Linked DNA regions of Homo sapiens: region 1 is linked to region 2. Evidence: chromatin contacts called from ENCODE Hi-C or POLR2A ChIA-PET data. All regions are on one chromosome and are shown on one strand. Each heading gives the region's core, a stretch centred on a gene start or an enhancer-like site at or near the end of the contact. The rest is flanking DNA. Distances are from core to core; before and after follow the strand shown. Region 1 has its middle 29 kb from the start of SFMBT1. Region 2 holds the start of GLT8D1 (glycosyltransferase 8 domain containing 1).

The links. Hi-C counts contacts between places; a loop is a spot of excess contacts on that map. ChIA-PET counts read pairs that join two places held with the same protein, here RNA polymerase II (POLR2A). Pooled maps may share reads with other maps.
Region 1: a map of B cell shows a loop between it and region 2 (18-fold over the local background). The contact joins the enhancer-like site here to the promoter of GLT8D1 in region 2. A Hi-C loop is called at or near these places in 2 of 168 maps with a recorded cell type or tissue (B cell and naive thymus-derived CD4-positive, alpha-beta T cell), 2 of 37 single-sample maps with no recorded cell type and 10 of 50 pooled maps. POLR2A ChIA-PET finds 5 or more read pairs at or near these places in 5 of 52 experiments (A549, A673, WTC11 and 2 more).

What each region holds. Positions count from the first base shown.
Region 1 is chr3:53,071,246-53,078,931 of GRCh38, forward strand. It overlaps a transcript of RFT1 not described here. Among named protein-coding and RNA genes, the nearest start is that of SFMBT1, 29 kb to the left of the region's middle. RefSeq lists enhancers at 1,398-1,447, 1,688-2,305, 1,798-1,917. Within about 2 kb of position 2,031, at least 31 of the 41 ENCODE cell types and tissues checked have a DNase peak (open chromatin) inside an H3K27ac peak, as active enhancers do; they include B cell, where a contact is called at or near this core.
Region 2 is chr3:52,700,206-52,707,322 of GRCh38, forward strand. GLT8D1 (glycosyltransferase 8 domain containing 1) reads right to left here and starts at 5,586. Exons shown (of 10, transcript NM_018446.4): 1 at 5,242-5,586; 2 at 240-291; 3 at 57-155. The coding sequence starts at 255. It overlaps SPCS1 (signal peptidase complex subunit 1), which reads left to right and starts at 5,901. Exons shown (of 4, transcript NM_014041.5): 1 at 5,901-6,077; 2 at 6,439-6,498; 3 at 6,588-6,674. The coding sequence starts at 6,042. RefSeq lists a silencer at 5,313-5,482.

The sequences.
Region 1 (7,686 bases), core at 781-3,280, 370 kb after region 2:
GAAGAAGCTGTTGGCAAAGGGTGGTAAGACCTGAGCCGGCGTGTCCCCATCTGTGAAATGGGTACACCGATCCCTATGGTCACTGAAGCTGTTGAGAGGACCCCTGCGCTAATGAGAGTGAACTCTGCAGTCTGTGAGGTTGGTGCCCCAGATACTTAGCTGGAGGACAGGACTCTGCCCAAGTCCCTTGTATGGGCCTACCTATGGGGCCACCCTCCTCGCTATGCCTGATCCTCACAGGTTTCAGCACACTGGCCCCAGGTCACAGGGGCCGACCTGGGACATAGAGAAAGATCCAGCCATGGGGCTACCTCCCAGAGCAGACACCAGCCCTTGACGGGCCCAGCAGCCATGTTGGGTCTCCATGCAATTTAGTCTTATGAGCCACAGCTCAGCTTAGACTCAGGCTCCAGGAATAGGTCCCCAAGACACTCTCATTCCCCAGTGGTTCCCAGCAGTATTGGGACAACCAAAATCAGCCTCAAACTGCTCAGGCCTTCCCCAGGGATATGACACTTAGCAGCTCCTGGGGCTGCCCAGGCTGAGAACTACCTATCCCCAGCCCCAGGTAGAGAGCCCCAAGTCTGGCTGTAAGAACAAGGTGAAGCCAAAGACTCAAAAGCAGGTCCTTGCCTCCCGTGACTGCAGGCACAGCCCAGTGAGGGGCAGCAGGGCTGCCAATGGTCCCCTGAATTGGCACCCACTTCCTGGGTTTAGCACCACTGTGGCCTCAAGAGGCCCTAAAGGAGGGTTGTCATGGCATGCACCATGGGTTCCTCACATAGTTCCTCTGGCCCAGGGGAACACGTGTCCTAGAGGCAGCTGCTCCTGGCGTCACTGTTGGTAGGTCCAGATGAAGGACAGGCCTCTGCCTGGGAGTGTCAGGATGCAGAGAGGCTGCCTCATTCCTGCTGCGGCAGCCAGGGTCCCCACACACTCACACTCATGTCAGCGAGGTCACAGGAGGTCGTCTCTACATGAGGCTGTGATAAGGCTGCGTGGGAGCCTGCATGCAGGCTCAGCATCATCCTGCCCGGGCGGGAACCCTGGTCCACCCTTGCTGTAGGACTTCAGTCAAATGACAGCCTCTCTTGACCCTCAGTTTCCCCAACTGCAAAAGTAGCACCCGACAACATGCACTGACCCCCCAGGGCTGCTGGGCGTGCTTGGCTGATGGTTCACTCTCAGAAGTATCTGTCCCTACCCACCTCGTAGGTGCGGTCAGGTGAGTTCTTCTCTGCCTCTGTTTCCACACTGCACCTGGAAGAAGCTGGAGGACCTGCTCTCCTAATTGCTCCTCTACCACTGATGTTGTAAGAAGGGGACACTGACTTGTCACTCTCTGCCAATGTAGGAGCCAGGCACTGTCTCTGTTGGCTCAGGGCTGGGCTCCCAGGAAGTAAAAGCCTAAAGGCTCAGGGAGGCCATTTAAGGTCTAGGGTCCAGTGGACTTTCGGACGCATCGCAGCCTCCGCTGAGCCCTTCTAGCAGGCTTGTGGTGACTGCACCCTGGGGCGGCTGCTCCATTGTTTCCTGTCAGTCCCGCTCATCTGCTCAACAACCCTTTGGAGGAAACACACAGGAGGGTCCTGCCCTCTAGTGGCTGCCGGCGGCCAGGTCTCTCCTCACAGGGCTCCGCCCGCGACCTCAGAGGAGCCCACCGCCCTCTCTGCCTGCTCTAGTGCCTGCCGCACAGCAACAAGCAGGCATTTCCTGGGGGTGAAGCCGAGGCTGGCCCCATGAGCTGACACCCAGCAATCTTCATCTCCGAGCACCTTTGAGTCCTGGGGGGCCCTGCTTCCAGATGTGAGCCCCCAGCCCGTGGGGCTGGGTGGTCCTGGGCTGTGCCACAGGGTTTCAGCCCACCGCGAAGGAGGCCTGACGGTGTCCAGGTCGAGGGCACCTGTGGGCAATGATTGACATAACACTGCAGAGAGAGAGCCTGGTGGGGCACCGGCCTCTGCCCAGGCTGGGTTCCGGGGCCTTCCCCCATGTGCCCACATCCCATGCTTCCCCCGTTACAGCCTCTGCCGTCAGACTGCGCACCAGCATCTGTGGGTGAGGAGAGAACCTGGGCTGGGGCTTGACACAAAAGGGGCTTTGCCTCTGGACACCCCCACCTGTGCCGCAAGTGGAGGGGGCGGGGAAACGGGGAGGAGGGAAAGTAAGCGGAAGTCCCGCCTCTGTGGAAGCGCCTCTGCACCCTTTGTCCCCCAAGGGAAGCACAAGTGTGTGGCCAGTCAGATAAAGCAGGCCTTTCCTTGCCTTTATGGAGCCACGGGCTGAGGCTGGACCAAGGGTCAGTGAGGGGTTCAGGAGGCCCCCTCTGCGCCTCTCTTCCAGGCCCTGAGCCCATCATTCCCTTCGTTGTTAGAGTGAAACTGTGAAGAGCCGCAGCTCTGTGCCGGGCGAAGAGGATTTGGCAGTGAAAAGGATGAGCTTGCCTTGCCCTGGGGGCAACTGGCACCTGGGGTAAGAGGTGGCCGGTGAGAGCCTGAGCCCTCTGGAGAGCAGAGGCCCCGTTGTGCACAGAGCCAGTATACCCAATGCTCGGGGAGCTCCCAACAACCCTACCCAGCCCTGCGGGAGACCACAAAGCTCTAGGGAAGAGCCTGTCCCAGGAAGCACAGGGCTTCGAAGTTCTGACAAGGACATCGGAGTTCCAGGCCCACCCCACACATGCACACACTTCCTGCTTCCAATTAGCACTAATTGGACGACTGGGAAAACCCACAGACCATGAAGCAGAAGCAGTTAGGTCTGCGGGGCCCCGGTGAGGCAGGCCCTGCGAGGGCCCAGGTGAGCCAGGCTCTGGGGGATGGGCCCTGGGGTCTCTGTCTCTCTGAGAGGGGATCAGGTGATCAGGGCCACATCTGCCAGGATCCCTACTGGCCCCTCTGGAAGACGGAAATTGTCCCAGGGCCAGGGCAGAAGCTGGGTGTGGGGGAGCCTGACAAACACCCCCTCTCAGCCTGGCATTTAAGGCTCCCCTAAACCTGGCCCTACCAGCATCCCCCCTCCCAACCTGGTCTCTTTCATTTCTTCTGCTCCTAGTTCTCACTGCCTAAGTCACCCACTGATTAATTCTTTATGTCACTCCATCTATTCATGTATTACGTGTCCAGGAGCCCTCCTGTGGCCAGATCCTGGGACCACAGAGATGGATGTGCCAGGCTTGGCTGGTCAGGTGGACCTTGGAGCCAGGACCTTTTCCAGGGTCCCCAGAGCACTGGATGGTCAGAATCAAAACAGGGCTAAGGCAGGTCCAGGGGAGGGGAGGGTCCTGATGCTCACCTCCTTCCTACTTGAGCAGCCCTCTCTCCTACCACCTATCCAGCTAGGCCTGGGCCCAGGTTGGCAGAGACCACATTGCAGGGCAACCCCTCTGCTGGCTCCACTTCATTCTTGGTGGGAAGAAGGAGGCCAGGCTGAGCACTGCATGCGTATGAATAGAAGTATCAGCTTTGCTTGGCACTCTCTGGGTGAGGCTTTGTGTCCCTTGATCCTTTAGACCGCACTCAGGGTATGTGCCAGGCTGTGTCCACATCCATGGCCAAGCTCAAGACAGAAGCTCTGCCAGGAACAGCTAGGACTAGGGGGCAAGAAGAGAAGCAGGCACCAAATCTGAGCTGCTCTGGGGTGGGTCTAGCCCGTGGGGAGAAGCAGGGACTGGCCCTTAGCAAGAGGCTGGCTCTGGAACTTGCATGCTGGAGTAGTCTGGGCCCCAGCCCCAGAGTGAGGGCCCCGAGTCAACCCTTTATATAATACTGCATGGCTCAGGCCCTCAGCCCTGAGCAGGGGTAGTGAGAACAAGGCCCCTTGCCCCACAGGTGTATGTCGGGCCTGACCCTTGGGCCCCGTTCTCCAGAACATCCCCACCACAGAGACAGAGGCTCAGCTCCACTCCCTTCCCTTCCCCTGCTTAGAGACCAACCTGGTCCTGGGCAATTTGGTGTTGCCATGACAACCACATACTTTCTTCTTCCCCACTTAGCCGATTGAATCTGAGTTGCAGATGAAATCCTGGTGAGTTGTGTGTTTAGAAAGCATGCGGCCATTTGGAGTGCTCCATGCATCTTTCATCTCCCAGACACCTCTGACACCCATCCCTTGTCTCTTGATGGCTGAGGGAGAGGATATGCGGCCTGTACCCTCTCCCTATGCCTGGGGTAGTCCTGGCCCAATGGCACAGCCTCCTTGAGGTACAGCCTCTGGCATGCAGGAACACATGGATGACATTCTCATGGGCAGCCTCTGTGGTGAGTGGGCCCTGTGAGCTGGATGGCAGTCACCAGGAGCCTCCGACAATGCATAGTCCTCTCCATCGTGAGGCATGTGGTGTCTGGGTAAGAGCTCTTGACTCAGGAGGCTCTCTCTGTCCCCTTCAGGAATGTGTGCTGCCCTTAAGGACTTGGGCCACCAAGACTGGGAGTTGCTGGCCAGGGGCCCCCAGCATCATCTTAACCTTCATGCATTCCCTAGGGCTGACCTTAGCCTCCTCTGACCAGCAATGAAGAGTCACCTGCAGCACAAAGCTGGCTGGGAGCAGGCTCAGAGCTCAGCCCCGAGATGGGGGAGACGAGACACAGGGAAGTAGTAAAAGTGGCCCCATCTGTGATGAGCAGGGTGCTGGTGGCCCTGGGAGGCAACCTCAGCTTGGCAGTTGGGTAGGGCTGGTTTAGCAAGTTTAAGGGGAAGTTAACATGGGGTGATCAGAGAAAAGTGGGGCTGGCTCTTTCTCCGATCTGCCTGGGTGGGGGATGGAAATCAGCATGGGGCATCTTACCAGGAATGGTCACCCAGGATGGACAGGGAGACCTGCCTCTGTCCTCTACACTCAGGGCCTGAGGCCCCTGCCCCACACTGCAGATGTTAAACCCACAAAGTGGTCCCATTTGTGTGGCTGCCGCCCCACTGGGCTGCAGCATCCTGGGCAGGCGGTTGGCCCTTGAGCATAACTGTACCTCCTTATCTAGGCCTGCATTTCCACCCGGATCTTACTACCTCTCTGAGCCTCAATGTCTTCCCTCTGGGGAAGGGAGGCAGGGGCAAACGGATAGGTTGGTAAGAGTGGAATAAGTAGTGAGGGGTTCCTGGAGCAATGTCTCCAGGGAAAGCACACCTGCTGGGTGTATTTGGTCAGATTTGTATGATTTTGTAGGGAAGAATATAAAGTACAAATATAAAAAAGCAAATAAAAAAGACAGATAATTATAGCTTGAGGAAAAACAAAGAATCATAGCAGAAAGGAAATAGAATACTACTTGGTTTAGCAGAAAACAATGTTTGCGTAGCGTTAAACATGTAAACACTGAATATCAACTTACGCCAAATCATAGCATTTGAAGGATGGGGAGGAAATGTATGGAGAGGTGGCTATCAGCTCATTTTCCATAGTAGGAAATCAATGTTCTAAAGGTGAAAGAGGCAGGGTGCAGTGGCTCATGCTTGTAATCCCAACAATTTGGGCCAAGGCAGGAGGATCGCTTGAGGCCAGGAGTTCAAGACCAGCCTGGGCAACATAGTGTGACCCCATCTCTACAAATCATTTTAAAATTAGGCATGGTAGCACACACTTGTAGTCCCAGCGACTCGGGAGGCTGAAGTGGGAGGATTGCTTGACCCCAGGAGTTTGAGGCTGCAGTGAGCTGTGATTGTGCCACTGCTCTCCAGCTCAGCCTGGGCAACAGAGGGAGACCTCATCTCAAAAAAAAAAAAAAAGAGTGAAAGAGTCAAAAGAACTGAAAGCAATGGGTCAAGAAGAGGGGAATCAGTATTTCCAGCCTTGCAGTATTGCTCAACCTTAAAACTATGGGTCAAGAAGAGGGGAATTAGTATTTCCAGCCTTGCAGTATTGTTCAACCTTTAAAACTATGTACCATACGTGTATTGTTTTGATCAAAAGAGAAATTAAATATAAAAGCAGGTAGGATTAATATAAAACCTCTTAAACACTGAGGCTTGAGAGGTTTAGTAAACTGCCCAAGATCATGGTGTAAAGGACACAGCAGAGCTGGAACCTACACTAGGGTCTGTCTGTGCCAGAGCCCACAGCAGGCATGAGCGTGGAGTGATCTTGTCAAAACCTTAGAATCCACCCTTGGACCAGGCAGCTCAAAGACCTTCCCCAAGCACCAATGCATGCTACAAAGATGAGCCTCCAGCATAAGGGGCTGCACCCCATGCCTGTGGGCAGGGAAACAAGGCCCTTGAGCAAACCCCTTCCAAAGCCACTAGCCCACAGAGGCCCTGTCGCCCACAGAAGGAGCCAGAGCAGTTGGCAGAGCCCCTTCCTCGGCTGTTCCGCTTCTGTTTACTGGGTGGCTTTTGTTCCCTAGCTTCCCATCCAGCTAGGCTGGTTAATCAGATTCTCTGAGGGGAGGGCTGGGGCATCAGTGACTTTACTGACACCCAGAGGAATTGCTTCTTGGGAAGCAATTACTTGTGACAGGTGCACACTCCCAGCGGCTGAGCTTGTCTGTGGCTGAGGATGCCGTGGAGCCTGGGGGGACAGGTCCTTGTTGCTGGCTTGTGCTCAGCAGGGACACCAAGGTCCACTGCTCCTCCATGGTTTTCTTGGCCTCTGCAGGAGGAAAGACTGTCAGCTGAATGACCAAGTGACAGGTTGCCACGATGTCACAATTAATACAGACCATTGACTGGGAGGCTGGCATCATGCAAAGCCCTTTTCAGATGTGGAACCCAGGCGATCTGAACGGTTTGGCCCACTGACCTACAGGTCCTGAGTCTCAGGCTCCAGGCTGGCTGGTCATCAACTCAATATGACCTGGGCAGGCTCCCTTCCATCCTAGGCTCTCTTAGGGGCGAGGCTGGGGCTGAGAGGCGGTGAAGTTCACTCTCAGGGTTCATCAGCAGGCAAAATGGAGAAGGAGACCAGGCTCTTGGAGGACTCTGTGTCAGGATATTCACTTAACAGTTTACAACATAGAAAGTGCTGGGAATAACCTGCAATGGCATATTATAGTAAAAAAGGATGCTGTGCAGGACAGTGTGAGCACGGCACAGGTGCGTACCACGGGCAAAGTCAGGACTGGCCTCGGGCAGGACATGGACCCAGTGTTTCTGTGACTTTCTGCAGGGCACTGGTTGCCCTCAGGATAATTTGTAATTAAATAGCAAGAAATACATAAAATACATAATATCAGGAGATAAAATCACTTATCAGGAAAAATAACACATGGTATAGAATATTTTAAACTTGGCCAGGCACAGTGGCTCACGCCTGTAATCCCAGTACTTTAGGAGGTCGAGGTGGGAGGATCAAGAGTGTGAGACTAGCCTGGGCAACATAGTGAGACCCCATCTCTACTAATAATTTTTAAAAAATTAGTCGGGTATGGTGGCTCATGCCTGTGGTCCCAGCTACTCCAGAGGCTGAGGCTAGAGGATCACTTGAGCCCTGGAGATTGAGGCTGCAGTAAGCTATGATTGCATCACTGCACTCCAGCCCAGGCAGCAGCTCCAGATCCTGTTTCAAAAAAAGGAATATTTTAATCTCCACCGTGACCTCTGTGCTGGACTAGCTCCCCTGCAGGACCCAGGCTCCAGCCTTGGTATGCACAGGCCCACTGGCTCTCCAACTCTCCATTCCACCCCAAAGAACTGCTGAACCCCAACTTTTCCTTGGCCCCACAATGGCCCTGGAGCAAGAGTGAGCAGGGATTA
Region 2 (7,117 bases), core at 4,336-6,835:
AGAGAATACCAGGTCCGCAACAGATTCTAAGGCATTATTAATAAGTGCTCGCATACCTGTAACCTCATTCCTTAACAAACTGCTCAAGCTGAGGAAGTTATGGTGCAAAACCAGTAAGAAGAGAGCAACAGCCAGGACCAAGATGATGATGTTTACTGAAATAGATAGGGAAAACCTATGTTATACCTCTTTATCTTTGACCAGGTATAAAAACAACTTAACTTGTAGAAAGAGCATACCTTTACGGAATGACATCTTTTTCTTCTGTCATATAAATATTAGTTTTTAACCCTACAAAACAAAAACAAGCCCCCAAAGTCAGTAAGCACATGAGAAGGGACATCAAAATGCCCTAACACTTTTTTTTTTTTTTTAATTCAGGAAGAAACAAGAGGCATATACAGTATTCCGCCAGAAACTCATTTTGAATTCACAGTTCCCAAGAACCCAATTTGGGATCTGAAATTTTTGTGGTACTCATTAATAAAAAACTTAAAAATAAGTTGGAGAAACAGCCTTAGCCTTGTACATTATACATCACAAGATGAAAAGCAAAAGAAACATTTAAGAATTAAGTTTCAGCCAGGCAGGGTCTGGCCTATAATCCCAGCACTTTGGGAGGCCGAGTGGGGTGGATCATGAGGTCAGGAGTTCAAGACCAGCCTGGCCAAGATGGTGAAACCTCGTCTCTACTAAAAACTGCAAAAAAATTAGCCAGGTGCAGTGGCAGGGGCCTGTAATCCCAGCTGCTCAGGAGGCTGAGGCAGGAGAATCGCTTGAACCTGGGCAACAGAGGTTGCAGTGAGCCGAGATCATGCCATTGCACTCCAGCCTGGGCGACAGAGTGAGACTCTGTCTTTAAAATAAAAAATTACATAACATAATTAAGTTTCTACTTAAAATTCCTAAAGTAGACATGGATTCACGTTGTCTATGACCAAGTAACCTGAGGTCTTAGCCTCATCAGTAAAAACATGCCTGTTCAGAGTTGTATCCCATTCACCTTTAACATGAGTGTCCTCAGAGAAAAGAATATTATCCAAATTCACTTGACAAACCCACAGCACAGAAAAAGCTACAAAAATTCACAAAATCCAATCGATATCAAAAGTGTGGAGTACATTTCTAGCCATTGTAACTAGCAAAAAAAAAAAAAGGTTTATTTTAGTTTATTATTTTTTGAAACGGAGTCTTGTTCTGTCGTCCAGGCTGGAGTGCAGCGGCATGATCTCAGCTCACTGCAACCTCTGCCTCCCGCATTCAAGCGATTCTCCCGCCTCAGCCTTCCCAATAGTTGGGATTACAGGTGTGCGCCACCACGCCCAGCTAATTTTTGTATTTTTAGTAGAGATGGGGTTTCACCATGTTGGCCAGACTGGTCTCGAACTCCTGACTTCGTGATCTGCCCACCTCAGCCTCCCAAAGTGCTGAGATTACAGGCGTGAGCCACCACGCCCGGCCAAAAAAACATTTAAGGTGCTATTCTCAAAAACCATCTCTGTTAGCTAGCTATTCATCTCTTAAGAAGGTGGTGTCTAATTGTCACAATGTCCTGGTTGGTCCTCCTCAGCTCATCTGACCTTCACTTTTTCAAAACAATTCAGTGGAAACAAGATAGTAGGTGGAACTAAATTTATTTAAAAAATAAATTCCTTCAACAAGCTCTGGATAAAATGTTTCCTTAAAGACATTTTACCAACCAAGATATCGTGAACCTACCTTTTAACCCTTTCTTACTTCATCTTCACCCATAGTAGTACCCAACCCTTACATAAGGCTATTAATTTTACAAAGCACTTTCAAACATAGCGTATTGCAATGCAAGTTAGTTCATTTGTTTTTTTAGACAGGGTCTCACCATGTTGCCCAGGCTGGCCTCTAACTCCTAGGCTCAAGCAAGCCTCCTGCCTCAGCCTCCCAAGTAGCAGGGACTACAGACAAAGTAAGTTTGAATTAACTTCATCCTGGGAAAATTGTGTGCCTACCAGGCACTTAATTTCTCAAGGCCTTTGTAAAGAAGAGAAATATGTTGAAAAACTGTTTAAAAAATTGGGGGCTGGGCACTGTGGCTCATGCCTATAATCCCAAAATGAAAACAACAAGGCTAACGCGGGCAGATCACCTGAGCTGAGGAGTTCAAGACCAGCCTGGGTAACATTGTGAAAGCTCATCTCTACAAAATATACAAAAATTAGCCAGGCATGGTGACGTGCATCTGTAGTCCCAAGCATTTGGGAGGCTAAGGCAGGAGGATCCCCTGAGCCAGGGAGGTCAAGGCTGCAGTAAGCCATATTCATGCCACTGCACTCCAGCCTGGGTGACAAAGCGACACCCTGTCTCAAAAAAATAAAAAATAAAAAGCAATAAAAACTGTGGATCAGCCAGGCACTGTGGCTGATACCCATAATCCCAACTATTCAGGTGGCTGGGGTGGGAGGCTGCCTGAGCCCAGGAGTTCCAGACCAGCCTGAGCAACATAGTATGACCATCCCCCAACCCCATATCTAAAAAAAATTTTTTTTAAAAATGGGATCACAGGCCAGATTACAAATTAGGGGGAAAATACACATCTTTCTTTCTTTCCTTTTTTTTTTTTTTCGAGACAGAGTCTGGCTCTGTCAGCCAGGCTGCAGTGCAGTGGTGCCGTCTTGGCTCACTGCAACCTCTGCCTCTCAGATTCAAGCAATTCTTGTGCCTCAACCTCCCGAGTAGCAGGGACTACAGGTGTGCGCCACCACGCCCAGCTAATTTTAATAGAGAGAGGGTTTCACCATGTTGGCCAGGCTGGTCTCGAACTCCTGACCTCAGGTGATCCACCTGCCTCGGCCTTCCAAAGTGCTGGGATTACAGGCCTGAGCCACCAGGCCCAGCCCACACACACCTTTCCAAAGCAGTATATATGAAGTACAACGTGTCAGTGAACTTCTTCTCATATACATCAGGGCGCCGTGGCTCACGTCTGTAATCCCAGCACTTTGGGAGGCCAAGGCAGGTGGATCAAGAGGTCAGGAGTTCGAGACCAGCCTGTCCAAGATGGTGAAACCCCATCTCTACTAAAAATACAAAAAATTAGCCAGGCATGGTGGCAGGTGCCTGTAATCCCAGCTATTTGAGAGGCTGAGGCAAGAGAATCCCTTGAACCCGGGAGGCGGAGGTTGCAGTGAGCTGAGACCGTGCCACTGCACTCCAGCCTGGGCAACAGAGTAAGACTCTGTCTCAAAAAAAAAAAAAAAAAAAGAGAAGTATATACATCAGTATATACCCTAAGTCATATGCCTCTATCACATTATGGGCTGACCTTATCTACAGAAGCTGGCAGAGGGGAGCTGTTCGGACAAAGCCCCAACATCTGCCTGCGATGAGGCAACTTCCACCACCACTGAGAAAACGATCTTGCACTCAAATAAATCCCACTTAATTAATGGTACAAGAGATAATGTTTTTAGTTTCTTGACTTCCAGTTAGCAGTTACGGGATCAAGAGGCACACTTGGCTGGAAACAAGAAAAACACAATTCTATCAAGTATCTGACATACTTAAGTAGACTGGCAAGGCAGAAACCAGTTGCTCCTAAAACTTCCACAGTTACCTACATGCAAAACGCCAGTTATCATGGAGTACGTCTAATCCATATTGTCTTTCCTGGGGCTATTCCTGGTAAGAGAGCTTTCCTGATCTGGTTAGAAGGAATTCTCAAAACGAAATTGCACACAGACGCTGGATCTGTAATAGTTAACTACATTTTCGTAAGAGTATATAATTGTGTACAATTTGATTAGCAACACAGTTGGTCCTCAGTATCAGTCGGGGATTGGCTCCAGGACTCCCCATGTATACAAAAATTCACGGATGCTCAAGTCCCTTATGTAAAATGGCATATTACAGTCAGCCCTCTGTATCTGTAATTTCAGTCCGTGGTTGGTTGAATCCAAGGATACAAAACTGTGGATACAAAAAAAAAAGACCGCACTGGCCGGGCGCGGTGGCTCATGCCTGTAATCCCAGCACTTTGGAAGGCCGAGGTGGGTGGATCACTTGAGGTCAGGCGTTTGAGACTAGTCTGGCCAACACAGTGAAACCCCGTCTCCACTAAAATCACAAAAATTAGCCGGGCGTGGTGGCGCATGCCTGTAATCCCAGCTACTCAGAAGGCTGAGGCAGGACAATCCCTTGAACCCAGGAGGCGGAGGTTGCAGTGAGCCGCGATCGCACCACTGCACTCCAGCCTGGGCAACAGAGCGAGTCTTCGCCTCAAAAAAAAAAAAAAAAAAAAAAAAAGACCACACAGAGATATATCTATTTATACACACAACAGAAAGTCTCTTCAAACACACCAAGAAATACAGAGCATGAGAAGGAAACAGGAATAAACTCTTGCCCATCCCTCTTTCTGCCTTCTACACGTCCTGAGTCCTTCTGAGGTCAGAAAAGTGTCAAACGTGTCTGCATTTTACTGTTTGGTCTCTGCCACGTGCAAGGATGAAAGGGCACTGAGGATATACAAACACTTTCTCCTACCCTTTCATCTGGCTGGCTCCCACTTGGCATTCAAAGGTCAAGGTAGCCTCCTCCAAACTCCACGTTGAGCTGCACCTCCCCTGAGCTCCCACATCTGGGCCTCCCTCTCCCAGGGCTAATCCAGCTGTCATGTATTTCTGGCGTGATGTGGCTGTCTCCCTTGACACGCTCTGGGCTCTTCCAAGGCAACAGCCTGGTCTTGGTAACAACCGTGTCCTCGGTCTGCTGTCTGGCACAAACAAGGTGCCGTGAATATTTGCTGGTTGCATGAATGAGGACAGCAGTCCCACCCTGTCCCGGGAGTGCCTAGAATTCCACTGTTTGTGGCCAACCCAGAATACATAACCTGGGGGCCGGAGAGCCAGCTGGGACCCAGAGGCCCGGGTTCCTCAGAACGGTTTCTCTCCAAAACGTGGGCATCCCACCTGGCTGACGGTAACGGAGGAGGGTCTAAGATTTAGAGATACACCAGCCTTGAAAGAGAGGCTGAGTGAACCTTTGGCTGGCCTCTATCGGGAGGGCCCAGCCTGGGTCTGTGAGGGTCAGTAAAGCCGGCCACAATGTGAGAGGGCTGAGTTCGGGAGCCCCCAGATGAGGGACTTTCTACGCGGATGAGAGGGACAGCCGAGCACCAGGGTCCCCTCTCCAAGGGAATTCTCTCTGTTGTGGATGCCGCCTAGGGTAGCCCCCCTAAATTCCAAGGGTCAGTAGGGCCCCCCTTACACTTTGAAGTGATCGGAAAGTGATGTGACGCTCCGGGGATCCCACCAGGCTCAGAGATACCCCTGGTTAGGGCTCCGACAAGTCGTTCCCCTCAAAGGCTCGCCGCGGCCGCCCTTACTGCAGGCGATGGAGGAGATGCGGATGCAGCCCGCGCCCCGACCCGCCCTGCCAGCTCAGCGCCCGCGCCGCAGGCCCCGGAGCCCAGCCCGTTGTCTGGCCGCCCGCGTTCCCTGCACGCTGGGCCGAGCACACTTGCCCTCTAGCTCCGTGGCAGCCGCGCAGCCCCACTACGCCCAGCCAGCCCGCAGCGGTAACCGCTAGAGCGTCGCGCCAAGCAGGCGCCGCGGGGCAGCCCTGCCGCCGGGGTCCTCGCAGGGAAAAAGGCCGTCGCCATGGAGACGCGGGGGCGCCGGCGGCCGTTGGGCCGCGCAAGTACTGTCAAGGACAGTTTTCGGGACGGGGGACGCGGCTCCAGGCACCCAACAGCACTGACGGCGAACACTTCACGGGCGCGCGATGCCTCGACAAGGCGGCCGCCACCACCACCTCAGCTGCCCTCGCGGGCAGCACGGCGCGGCAAAAGCGCACGTCGCCTAGCGATGGCGCGGGGCGGGGACACGGGCTGTACCGGCCCGTCGGAGACTTCCGCTTCCGGGGCCGCCGCCATCGCTCTCCCGGGCTTAGAAGGCCCGGCTACTGACGCGCAGTGCCAGACCTTACCCCTCACGGTCCTTAAGTCTCGGTCGCCCTCGCCTCGCAGCCTGCCACCCGCGCTCAGCTGCCCGCCTCCTCAGCCAGCCATGCTGGAGCATCTGAGCTCGCTGCCCACGCAGATGGTGAGGGCGCAACCCGGGGACCTCTGCACGCCGTTCTTGTGCCTGGCAGCTTCGAAGCCCATGTTGGAGCACCGACCCGGTGCTGCGCTGTTCCGGGCCCGGATGGTTACCGTCCACCCTCTTTCCCGAATTGCCTCCTGGGTCCCCTTCTCTTCTACTCCGCGAGAATCTCCTGTCCATTCTCCGTGAGGGTGTTTCAGTTCCTCCCGGGAAGCCCAGAATTTAATATCTTGCCCAGGCCCTTAGGAGAGCGGGAGACCCTGATGTTGGGGTTACCCTGTGCCAGAGTTGTGAGGTCAGGGCAGGAATTGTATGTTCTCGGCGGTGGAACCAATTCTTTTTTTCCTCTGCTTCACCCCAGGATTACAAGGGCCAGAAGCTAGCTGAACAGATGTTTCAGGGAATTATTCTTTTTTCTGCAGTAAGTATTGGTTTTACATTTAATCTCCGCCCCCGCCTCCCTCCCAACCCTCAGTTTGAGTGTGTTTAATATACTTCATTTGTCTCTAGATAGTTGGATTTATCTACGGGTACGTGGCTGAACAGTTCGGGTGGACTGTCTATATAGTTATGGCCGGATTTGCTTTTTCATGTTTGGTAAGAAATTTGTGGGTATTAGTGGCAGCTTGGGTTTTGTGAGTCGGGTTGGTTTGGTTAGACCTACTCAGTAGTGAGACCCAAAGCCAACGTTTCCCTCATCCTTCCAAACAGCGTTTCCCTTTGCTATCATTGGAAAAGTAGAATGCCAAAATAGTGTCAGATGGTGCGAACTATATAAAAGGACACAGCTTATTTCCTTTGGCGGCTACTCTGGCTAATAATCTTAAGGTCAAAGCCAGCAGGAGTTTTCATGGTGCTCACGTTGTCCCTTCACCTTTTATTTATTTATTTATTTAAATTTTTTGAGACGGAGTTTCACTCTTGTTGCCCAGGCTGCAGTGCACTGGGGCGATTTCGGCTCACTGCACCTTCTGCCTCCCGGGTTTAATAGATTTTCCTGCCTCAGCCTCCCGAGTAGCTGTGACTACAGGAGCCCACCA